Regions from separate parts of the Homo sapiens genome. Here region 2 is linked to region 1. A link is a contact called in ENCODE Hi-C or POLR2A ChIA-PET data. All regions are on one chromosome and are shown on one strand. The core of a region is the stretch at or near the end of the contact, and the rest is flanking DNA. Distances in the headings are between cores, read along the strand shown.

The links. A loop is a pair of places that touch in the nucleus more often than their neighbours do. ChIA-PET counts read pairs that join two places held with the same protein, here RNA polymerase II (POLR2A). Pooled maps may share reads with other maps.
Region 2: a loop to region 1 is called in a map of naive thymus-derived CD4-positive, alpha-beta T cell, with 11 times the contacts of the local background. The contact joins the promoter of RUFY1 here to the promoter of DUSP1 in region 1. A Hi-C loop is called at or near these places in 1 of 168 maps with a recorded cell type or tissue (naive thymus-derived CD4-positive, alpha-beta T cell) and 4 of 50 pooled maps. POLR2A ChIA-PET finds 5 or more read pairs at or near these places in 1 of 52 experiments (B cell).

Annotation. Positions count from the first base shown.
Region 1 is chr5:172,768,657-172,772,444 of GRCh38, forward strand. DUSP1 (dual specificity phosphatase 1) reads right to left here and starts at 2,539. Exons shown (of 4, transcript NM_004417.4): 1 at 1,930-2,539; 2 at 1,505-1,650; 3 at 919-1,138; 4 at 1-476. The coding sequence starts at 2,296. The coding sequence ends at 106. It overlaps LOC105377730 (a long non-coding RNA gene), which reads left to right and starts at 3,555. Exons shown (of 3, transcript NR_188285.1): 1 at 3,555-3,788. RefSeq lists silencers at 1,887-1,996, 2,537-2,986 and enhancers at 2,026-2,787, 2,097-2,366, 2,788-3,549, 3,014-3,788, 3,550-3,788 and 1 more.
Region 2 is chr5:179,546,234-179,552,010 of GRCh38, forward strand. RUFY1 (RUN and FYVE domain containing 1) reads left to right here and starts at 4,321. Exons shown (of 18, transcript NM_025158.5): 1 at 4,321-4,646. The coding sequence starts at 4,337. All of the region lies in intron 4 of LOC128966623 (a long non-coding RNA gene), which reads left to right. LOC105377762 (a long non-coding RNA gene) reads right to left here and starts at 4,271. Exons shown (of 4, transcript XR_941315.4): 1 at 3,711-4,271. RefSeq lists a silencer at 4,246-4,955.

The DNA of each region.
Region 1 (3,788 bases), core at 1,289-3,788:
AATAAGGACCAGCCCTCTCGAGCCCCTCCCAGAGTTATTGCATTTCTCCTCTCAAGGAGCATGGAGTCCCAATGGGATGTGAAGAGCCTCACCTCCCGTGGCCTTTCAGCAGCTGGGAGAGGTCGTAATGGGGCTCTGAAGGTAGCTCAGCGCACTGTTCGTGGAGTGGACAGGGATGGAGACGGGGAAGTTGAACACGGTGGTGGTGGAGGTGCCTCGGTCGAGCACAGCCATGGCGGGGCTCCCAGCCTCTGCCGAACAGTGCGGAGCCAGCACCTGGGACTCAAACTGCAGCAGCTGGCCCATGAAGCTGAAGTTGGGAGAGATGATGCTTCGCCTCTGCTTCACAAACTCAAAGGCCTCGTCCAGCTTGACTCGATTAGTCCTCATAAGGTAAGCAAGGCAGATGGTGGCTGACCGGGAAATGCCTGCCTGGCAGTGGACAAACACCCTTCCTCCAGCATTCTTGATGGAGTCTGGAAAACCAAAGGAGCGGCTGGTTACTTGAGAGTTCAGGAGAACCACCCCAAGCCCAGGTACAGTGTATCTGAGAAAGGTCATGTGTGTCTTGTCTAGAAATGGTCAACATCACCACATGCCATCACATGGATACTGTTCATGGAGGCAACGTGGGCACTGTGCAAAGGATGGCACAGGATTTAAACTCAGACTGGGGATTTCCACTTAGCAGATAGATCTCAGACCAGTCAATTCAACTTTGTGAGCCCCACTTTGCAAATCTGTAAAGTGGGACATCGAATCAAATTCATATTTTACAGGAATGTTGCCCACACCAGACTGATACTGAATGTGTGGAAGAAGGCTCAGAAAACTTCAAGCTCTTGCCACAGAGGTTGGGCTTAGTGGCTAAAATGAGAAGAGAAAGGCAGAAAAGCCCCAGGCATCCATTCCATTTACCTATGAAGTCAATGGCCTCGTTGAACCAGGAGCTGATGTCTGCCTTGTGGTTGTCCTCCACAGGGATGCTCTTGTACTGGTAGTGACCCTCAAAATGGTTGGGACAATTGGCTGAGACGTTGATCAAGGCAGTGATGCCCAAGGCATCCAGCATGTCCTTGCGGGAAGCGTGATACGCACTGCCCAGGTACAGAAAGGGCAGGATTTCCACCGGGCCACCCTGAAATCCAGAAATATCCAACATTCATCAAGCTTGCTCAAAGCCAAGGCCAGTGCCCATACCCACAAAAACTTTCTGCTGGAAAAGTCAATTTCAGATACCGAGTGAACTCAGTTCTGTTGCTGGAGGATAAATAAATAGGGAACTAAGCCCATTTGCCTGGGCAGGACCAGCAAGTTCATTTCCGTAGAGCCTACAATTGGAGACTCGGCTCCGTCAGACCACTTAACTGTGGAATAAATCATATCCCTGTGTCCCCTCCGTTATAAATAATGCTGCAGGTCACTTTCTATATTCTCCCTGGCACTACTCTTCCATGCCTTTGCCAGTTCTTACTTCTTCCCTGTGGCAGGGACACCTACTAACCTGATCGTAGAGTGGGGTACTGCAGGAACTGCACCCAGATTCCGCGCTGTCAGGGACGCTAGTACTCAGGGGAAGGCTGAGCCCCATGGGGGTCGACTGTTTGCTGCACAGCTCCGGGCAGGAAGCCGAAAACGCTTCGTATCCTCCTGGGAATACAAAGACATTTTTTTTCCCCATTAGTGACACCGGGACACGGCACCTTCATACAACTCCCCCACCCACCAAGGGCTGGAAGTTTACATCGGAAAGGCCCAGGCAAGTCTTTGTTTCCAGAGCCAAACAAAGCCAATGACAAGTTCCAGAGATAAATGTACTCCAGCGCCCACGCGCTGCAGGTGGGGCGATCCCCCGGGAGCCGAGAGCCAGGGGTACCGGGCAAAACCTCAGGGGTGTGCGGCCCGCCCCGAGCTTCCCCGAGGGCGTACCTTTGAGGAAGAAGACTTGCGCGGCGCGCGCCTCGCGGCAGAGCGCGCCGGCCGCCAGGGCCAGGGTGCCGTCGCGCTTGGCGCCGTCCAGGGCGGCGCTGCGCTCGTCCAGCAACACCACGGCGTGGTAGGCGCCGGCCAGCAGGCGGCCGCGGAGCTCGGCGTTGGGCACGATGTGCTCCAGGCCCATGGCGCCCTTGGCCCGGCGCCGCACGATGGTGCTGAAGCGCACGTTGACAGAGCCGGCGATGTGGCCGGCGTTGAAAGCGAAGAAGGAGCGGCAGTCCAGCAGCAGGCATTGCGCCGCTCGCTCCCCCAGCAGCGCCCGCAGGCCTCCAGCGTCCAGGGTGCCCACTTCCATGACCATGGCCGGCCTCAGCGCCCCCAGCGTGATCGGCCCTGCGGTGCTCTTTGTCTGTTCTCGGGGCCAAGGGCAGGGCGGCGCTTTTCGAGGAAAAGCTAGACCCCCGGGTCTCTCTGCGCCGAACCAAAAGCCGCTTTTGGACTGAGAGAGGAGCGTCACGCGGGGCTCCGGGCTCCTCGGCTTCTTCGCGGTTCCCCCGACTGCCCCTCCGACCCGCGTCGCACACACAGCCCAAATGTCCTTCGCAGCGAGCCTGGCCCGGGGAGCGCGTTTATATGCGGCCTCTGGGGGACGGGGCGGGCCAGACCCGCGCGCAGGGGGAGGGGGGGTGTTTGTTTGAATGGTGATCACGTGACGGGGCGGTGACGTCACCCGCCCTGCCAGGCCAGGCGCCGCCGAGCCAGAGGGGGAGACGTCATCAGCCTCGGAGCTGGGTCCGCTCGCCGCGCGCTGGCTCGCGGCCCGGCCCCCGCCCTGCTGTCCGGCCTGCTCTTGGCGCGTCCCCAGGGACCGGACCCGCGCCGCGCTCCAGGCCCAGCGGGGAGGAGGAGGGCTCGCTGCCAGCTGAGGCTGACCTCCGGGATGCGAGCGGCCGGGAGAACGGGCGACGTGCCACCTGCCTTGGCCTCGCCGCTCCTCCCTCTCTCCCTCCCCGAGTCCCCTTCCCCGTGCCCCTCGGCCGCCGACCTGAACCGAAAGGGGCTTCCTGTGCTTTTGCATACTCTTGTGCCCCTTTTCCTCATTTCCTCATCACTAACAGGCGGGGAAACTGAGGTTCCCCAGGCGAAGCGACTGACTTGCCCAGAACCACACTACTGGGGTGGGGGCAGCAAATAGGCGCCTAAGATGAAGTTTAGAGAAAAATGAACAACTCTGCCGATAGAAAAGTCGTCCCTACCAAGACCGACTCGAGCGAGTTGGGGCGGAGAGGTTCAGGGCAATGCTTTCCTGTTTCCCAGACTTTTCTTTAAGGTGGCTTTAAAATATCTACATTTGCCATGAAAGTGTGAGCAAGCAAACTCCCACCGGGAAATAATGCTATTCCTAGTCTTGTGGCCCCCGGAAGACTTGGAGCCAAGGGAGGCAGGTCAGGGGGCTGAAATCCCGGTGAGGGGTCGCAAGGCCCCGCAGTGGATTCCAGGGTTTGGCGTTTGGAGGGGTGAGGGGCGACCCGCAGCGCGACTCGACGGCGCCCCCCAGGGGCCGCCCGACACGTTTCTGTCACCTTGGCTCCAGACTGAGCTTCTCCATCCCTTTCTTTATTATACAAATAGGCAGTATACACAGTGAGCGCCCACTAAGCGCTGGGCTGGGGGCCTCCAACCCGGAACAGAAGCCGGCCACAACCCTCGCTCCCTGTCGTCGCGGCCGTTATAGGCCGAAAGCAAAATCCAATCCCGGGCCATTGTGGGCGGATTGCCAGGACCTGGATCGCAACACTTGGGAAGACCCCCGCCCCGCCCAGCGATCTCCGTGCCCTGAGTCCCAGTGACGG
Region 2 (5,777 bases), core at 3,071-5,570, 6.8 Mb after region 1:
AAATTAAAAAAAAAATTTTAAATGCTAAAGGCCATCTGAGCCTTCAGTGAATCATAATCTTTTTGCCAGTGGAGGGTGTTGCCTTGATGTTGAGGGCCTTGGTCTGGATTACGTTTTCACTTAGGGGAATGTTGTGGTTGATTTAATCTTCTATCCAGACCACCAAAACTTTTTCCTTATCAGAAATAAGGCTGTTTCACTTTTTTTTTTTTTTTTGAGACAGAGTCTTGCTCTGTTGCCCAGGCTGGAGTGCAGTGGCCTGATCTTGGCTCACTGCAACCTCTGCTTCTTGGTTCAAGCGATTCTCATGCCTCAGCCTTCCAAGCAGCTGAGAATACAGGCGCAGCACTGCACCTGGCTAATTTTTGTATTTTTAGTAAAGGCAGGTTTTCACCATGTTGGCCAGGCTGGTCTCAAACTCCTGGCCTCATGTGATCGGCCGCCTCAGCATTCCAAAGTGCTGGGATTACAAGCATGAGCCACCACACCTGGCCAGAGTAGCACTTTTAATTTCCAGCAAGAACTTTTCCTTTGCATTCACAACTTGGCTAACTGTGTGCAAGAGGCCAAGCTTTTGGCCCATCACGGCTTTTGACGTGCCTACCTCATTAAGCTTAATCATTTCTAGCTTTTGATATAAAGAGAGAGACATGCAACTCTTCCTTTTACCTGAACACTCAGAGGCCATTGTACGGTTATTAATTGGCCTAATTTCTTTTCCTTTTTCTTTTCTTTTTTTTGGTTGGAGATGGAGTTTCACTCTATCGCCCAGGCTGGAGTGCAGTGATGCAATCTTAGCTCACTGCAACCTCCGCCTCCCAGGTTCAAGCAATTCTCGTGCCTCAGCCTCCCCAGTAGCTGGTATTACAGGTGCCTGCCACCACACCCAGCTAATTTTGTATTTTTAGTAGAGACAGGGTTTCACCATGTTGGCCTGGAACTCCTGATCGCAAGTGATCTGCCCACCTTAGACTCCCAAAGTGCAGGGATTACAGGTTTGAGCCACGGCCTAATTGGCCTAATTTCAATATTGTGTCTCAGGGCACAGGGAGGCCCGAGGAGAGGGTAAGGGAGAAGGAAACACGTGGTTGGTGGAGCAGTAAGAACACATACAACATTTATCAATTAAGTTTACCATCTTATATGGGTGCAGTTTGTGGTGCCCCAAAACAATTAATAATAGTAACACCAAAGATCACAGATCACAAATCATATAACAGATGTAAGGGTAGTTTAAAAGTTTAGAATATTTTGAGAATTACGAAAATGTGAAACAGAGGCACAAAATAAGCACGTGCTGTTGGGTTGCCAACAGCAACTTTTTCTTTTTTTGAGACGCAGTTTTTTTTGCACTTGTCGCCCAGGCTGGAGTGCAGTGGTTCGATCTCGGCTCACTGCAACCTCTGCCTCCCAGGTTCAAGCGATTCTCCTGCCTCAGCCTCCAGAGTAGCTGGGATTATAGGCTCCCACCACCACGCCTGGCTAATTTTTGTGTTTTTAGTAGAGACGGGGTTTCGCCATGTCGGCCACGCTGGTCACGAACTCCTGATCTCAGGTGATCCACCCACCTGTGCCTCCCAGAGTGCTGGGATTACAGGCGTGAGCCACCGTGCCCGGCTGCCAAAAACTTTAATTTGTTAAAAAAGCAATAAAGCGAAGCACTATAAAATGAGATATATTTCAATATGTAAACGAGGCACAACTACCACTGAAATAACATAGACATTTGCACGTGTAATTCTGAACAAATCAATTTAGCTACGTTCCAGGAAAATTTAGGGTACACTTATGGTAGTCATTACACTGCTCACAAAGATTCCCAGTTGTGGTTTTCCCAGACAGAAATAGGTCTGAACTTCCCAACTCCCTAGAAATTAAACGTGGCCATGTGATTTGCTTTCACCAATGAAATGTGCATAAGTGACCTTTGTCATGCAGGACTGGAGCATGTAATATTTATGCAAAACTCCCAACAGGCTGGGTCCTGAGAGACTACAATGAGTTGGGCAGAGTACTCACCCCATCTACATTGACATGTAGCATGATGAGAAACCAGCTTTTAGGTTAAGCCATTGAGATTTGGGGGTTGTTACTGAAGAATAACCTTGCCTGATAAATGTTGAAACTGTTCCCCCAAAAAAGAGTTAATGTTTTTATACAAAATGGAATTCGGTTCCACGCCCTGATCATTATAAACAAACTTTTCACCTACATAAATGTCCAGTAGCATTGGAAAGTCATGAAGGATTCGGGACAATGCTGTTATTCTAGACTATCTTCATCCCTGTCTATGCATCCAGTAAAGACTAGTAGGGCCGGGCTCAGTGGCTCACGCCTGTAATCTCAACACTTTGAGAGGCCGAGGCGGGGGAATCACGAGGTCGAGAGATCGAGACTATCCTGGCGAACATGGTGAAACCCCGTCTCTACTAAAAGTACAAAAATTAGCCAAGTGTGGCGCCACGCCCCTGCAGTCCCAGCTACTTGGGAGGCTGAGGCAGGAAAATCGCTTGAACCCGGTAGGCAGAGGTTACAGTGAGCCGAGATTGCGCCACTGCACTCCAGCTTGGTGACAGAGCAGGACTTGGCCTCAAAAACAAACAAACAAACAAGACCAGGCCGGGCGTGGTGGCTCACGCCTCTAATCCCAGCACTTTGGGAGGCCGAGGCTGGCGGATCACGAGGTCAGGAGATCAAGACCATCCTGGCTAACACGGTGAAACCCCGTTTCTACTAAAAATACAAAAAAAAAAAAAAATTAGCCGGGCGTGGTGGCGGGCACCTGTAGTCCCAGCTACTCGGGAGGCTGAGGCAGGAGAATGGCGTGAACCCGGGAGGTGGAGCTTGCAGTGAACCGAGATCGCGCCACTGCACTCCAGCCTGGGCGACTGAGCGAGACTCCGTACGAAAACAAACAAACAAAAAAGACTGGTAGTATGCCCTCAGTCATTACACAACTCAAACACCAACTCCACAAATTCCCAAAACACTCCTAGATGAAGTGGTATCCCTTCACTGAGAACTGGCCTTTCAGGGACCAGACATATCATGCAACCTAGTGAAGTGGGCTGGACCAAGACAGGTCCAGGGAGCAGCTGGGCGTCTAAAGGGGCAGCACAGTTTATTCCCAACAGTTTGTTGCCATCTGGGAATATGCCATGAGTTACCAAATATTCCAGTGATTCCAGAGAAAGCTAAAATCCAGATTCTTATGTGAAATCTTTTGATTTCTAAATATTGGCAACAAGTTTTAAGATTTGTAAACATTCTGGGAATCAAAACAGCTCTGCTGGTTTGGTGTGGCTCATGTTGCCTCACTTTGCAAAGTGTTAAGTGCTAGTAAATTTTAGTGTTTTTTCTGAGACAGGGTCTCACTTTGTCGCCCAGCCTGGAGTGCAGTGGCCATGATCTCCGCTCACTGTGGGATCGACCTCCCGGGCTCAAGCGATCCTCCCACTCTCAGCCCCCCAAGGAGCTAGGAGTAGAGCTGTCCCGCCACGACATCTGGCTGGTTTTTTGTTGTTGTTGTTGTTGTTGTTTTGGTATTTTAGTAGAGACGGGGTTTCGTCCTACTAAAGGCCCGCCTGGGCCTTCCGAAGTGCTGGGATTACAGGCGTGAGCCACCGCGCCCGGCCAAAATTTTCCTTTGTACTTACTCAAATTCCTTTCTTTTCCAAGTGAAGAAACAGACTGAGTGTATAGTGACTTACCCAGGCCACACAGTTGGATACCAGAGATAGTAGTCACAATCGCTAACATCTGCCATGTGGTCCTTACTGCAAATCTTATTTAATAATGAGGTCGGTTTTTGTTATCCCACTTAACTAATCAATAGGAGAAGCCACCTCTGATTTCCAGTCCACTATCGTGCACTCTTTCTTGCCAAGCCGTCATAGTCATTAGATTAAAAAAAAAAAAAAATTCCTGCTTTCCTGCCTCGCCTGTGCGTTTCCTTAGTCGCCCTTTCGGGGCTTGTTCTAATGAGTGCTACAGAAAAATGACGAAGTGGAAAATATAGACCATGAAATGAAAATTTAAAAGAGGAAATGGTGTCACAAAGACAACGACGGCCAGGGAACCCCGTGAAGCGCCGGGCAGGGTGCACAACTGTCCTCGGAGAAAGTTCAAGAGGAACTTCCCCGCGAACAGGTCCTGCCGGCGGCCGGGAATACGCACACTTTTTATGTTATGACTTGGACTTTCCCGAACCTTTCGAAACAGAGGGAAGGCGAGGCGGTGAAGAGGGAGAAAAATCTCCCCCACCTAAGGCAAAGGCGATGCCCGCCCGCCCCCACCCCGCGCCCGCCCGCCCGCTGGGTCACATGACACGGCCAAGATGGCCGACCGGGAAGGCGGCTGCGCTGCTGGGCGGGGGCGGGAGCTGGAGCCGGAGCTGGAGCCGGGGCCGGGGCCCGGGTCAGCGCTTGAGCCGGGAGAAGAGTTTGAGATCGTGGACCGAAGCCAGCTGCCCGGCCCAGGCGACCTGCGGAGCGCAACGAGGCCGCGGGCGGCCGAGGGCTGGTCGGCGCCCATCCTGACCCTGGCACGCAGGGCCACCGGGAACCTGTCGGCGAGCTGCGGGAGCGCGCTGCGCGCGGCCGCGGGGCTGGGCGGCGGGGACAGCGGGGACGGCACGGCGCGCGCAGGTAGGCTCGGGCCGGGTCTGTCCCGCGGCGGACTCGCGTGTCCCCGCTGGCCGCCGGCGCGGGCGCGGTGGGGGCCGGGCTGGGAGGGCACTGGCCGTTCCGGGAGGTTACGCGAGCTGTTGGCGGGCGGGCGGCGCCTGGCTGCGCCTGGGTCTTTACTCCGGCGGCCCAGCCGAGACCGCCCCCCGCAGCCCCGCGTGCCTGAGCGCGCTCCCGCACCCGCGCCTCTATGCTCTCCCACTAACTAGGTGAAGGACGTGTGCGCGTCCGGGCTTCGGAACTCTGTAGTAACTCCACACACGAAACGGAGCCAGCACTGTTCTGCTTTTCAGCCGTTCAGTGCGGGAGTGGAGCGCCGGCGGGTGTTGGGAGGGCGTGGGCCCTGCGCGCAGCGGACCAGCGGCGCCTCCGCTCACCTCTGCCTGTGAGATGGGGATTTTAAAGTCACCCGATGATCTCTTAAAGACCTTTTCAGCCCTTGTAATGAACAGAGTGCCAGCATATCAGTGATAGTAAGAGTTAAGTAACTTAGCCCTCTAACGCCAGACATCCAGAGCTGTGCTATCCAATACAACAGCACGCATATGTTTTTGTGTGTGTGTTTTTGTTTTTATTTATTTTTATTTTTTTGAGACCGGGTCTTGCTCTGTCGCCCAGGCTGGAGTGCAGTGGTGCGATCTCGGCTCACTGCACCCTCTGCCTCCCGGGTTCAAGCGATCCTCCCTCCCGCCTCAGCCTCCCGAGTAGCTGGGATTACAGGTGCCCACCACCACGCTCGGCTAAGTTCCCCGCCCCCACCCCCCTCCCATATTTTTAGTAGAAACGGGGTTTCACCATCTTGGCCAGGCTGGTCTTGAACTCCTGACCTTGTGATACACCTGCCTCGGCCTCGTAAAGTACTGGGACTACAGGCTTGAGCCACCGCGCCCGGCCGGATTCCTCAATTTCTAACTGAATCAATTGAAATTCAGTACTTTTAAATTGAATTAAAAATTGAGTTCCTCGGCCGGGAGCGGTGGCTCACGCCTGTAATCCCAGCACTTTGGGAGGCCGAAGCGGGTGGATCACGAGGTCAAGAGATCGAGACCATCCTGGCCAACATGGTGAAACCCCGTCTCTACTAAAAATACA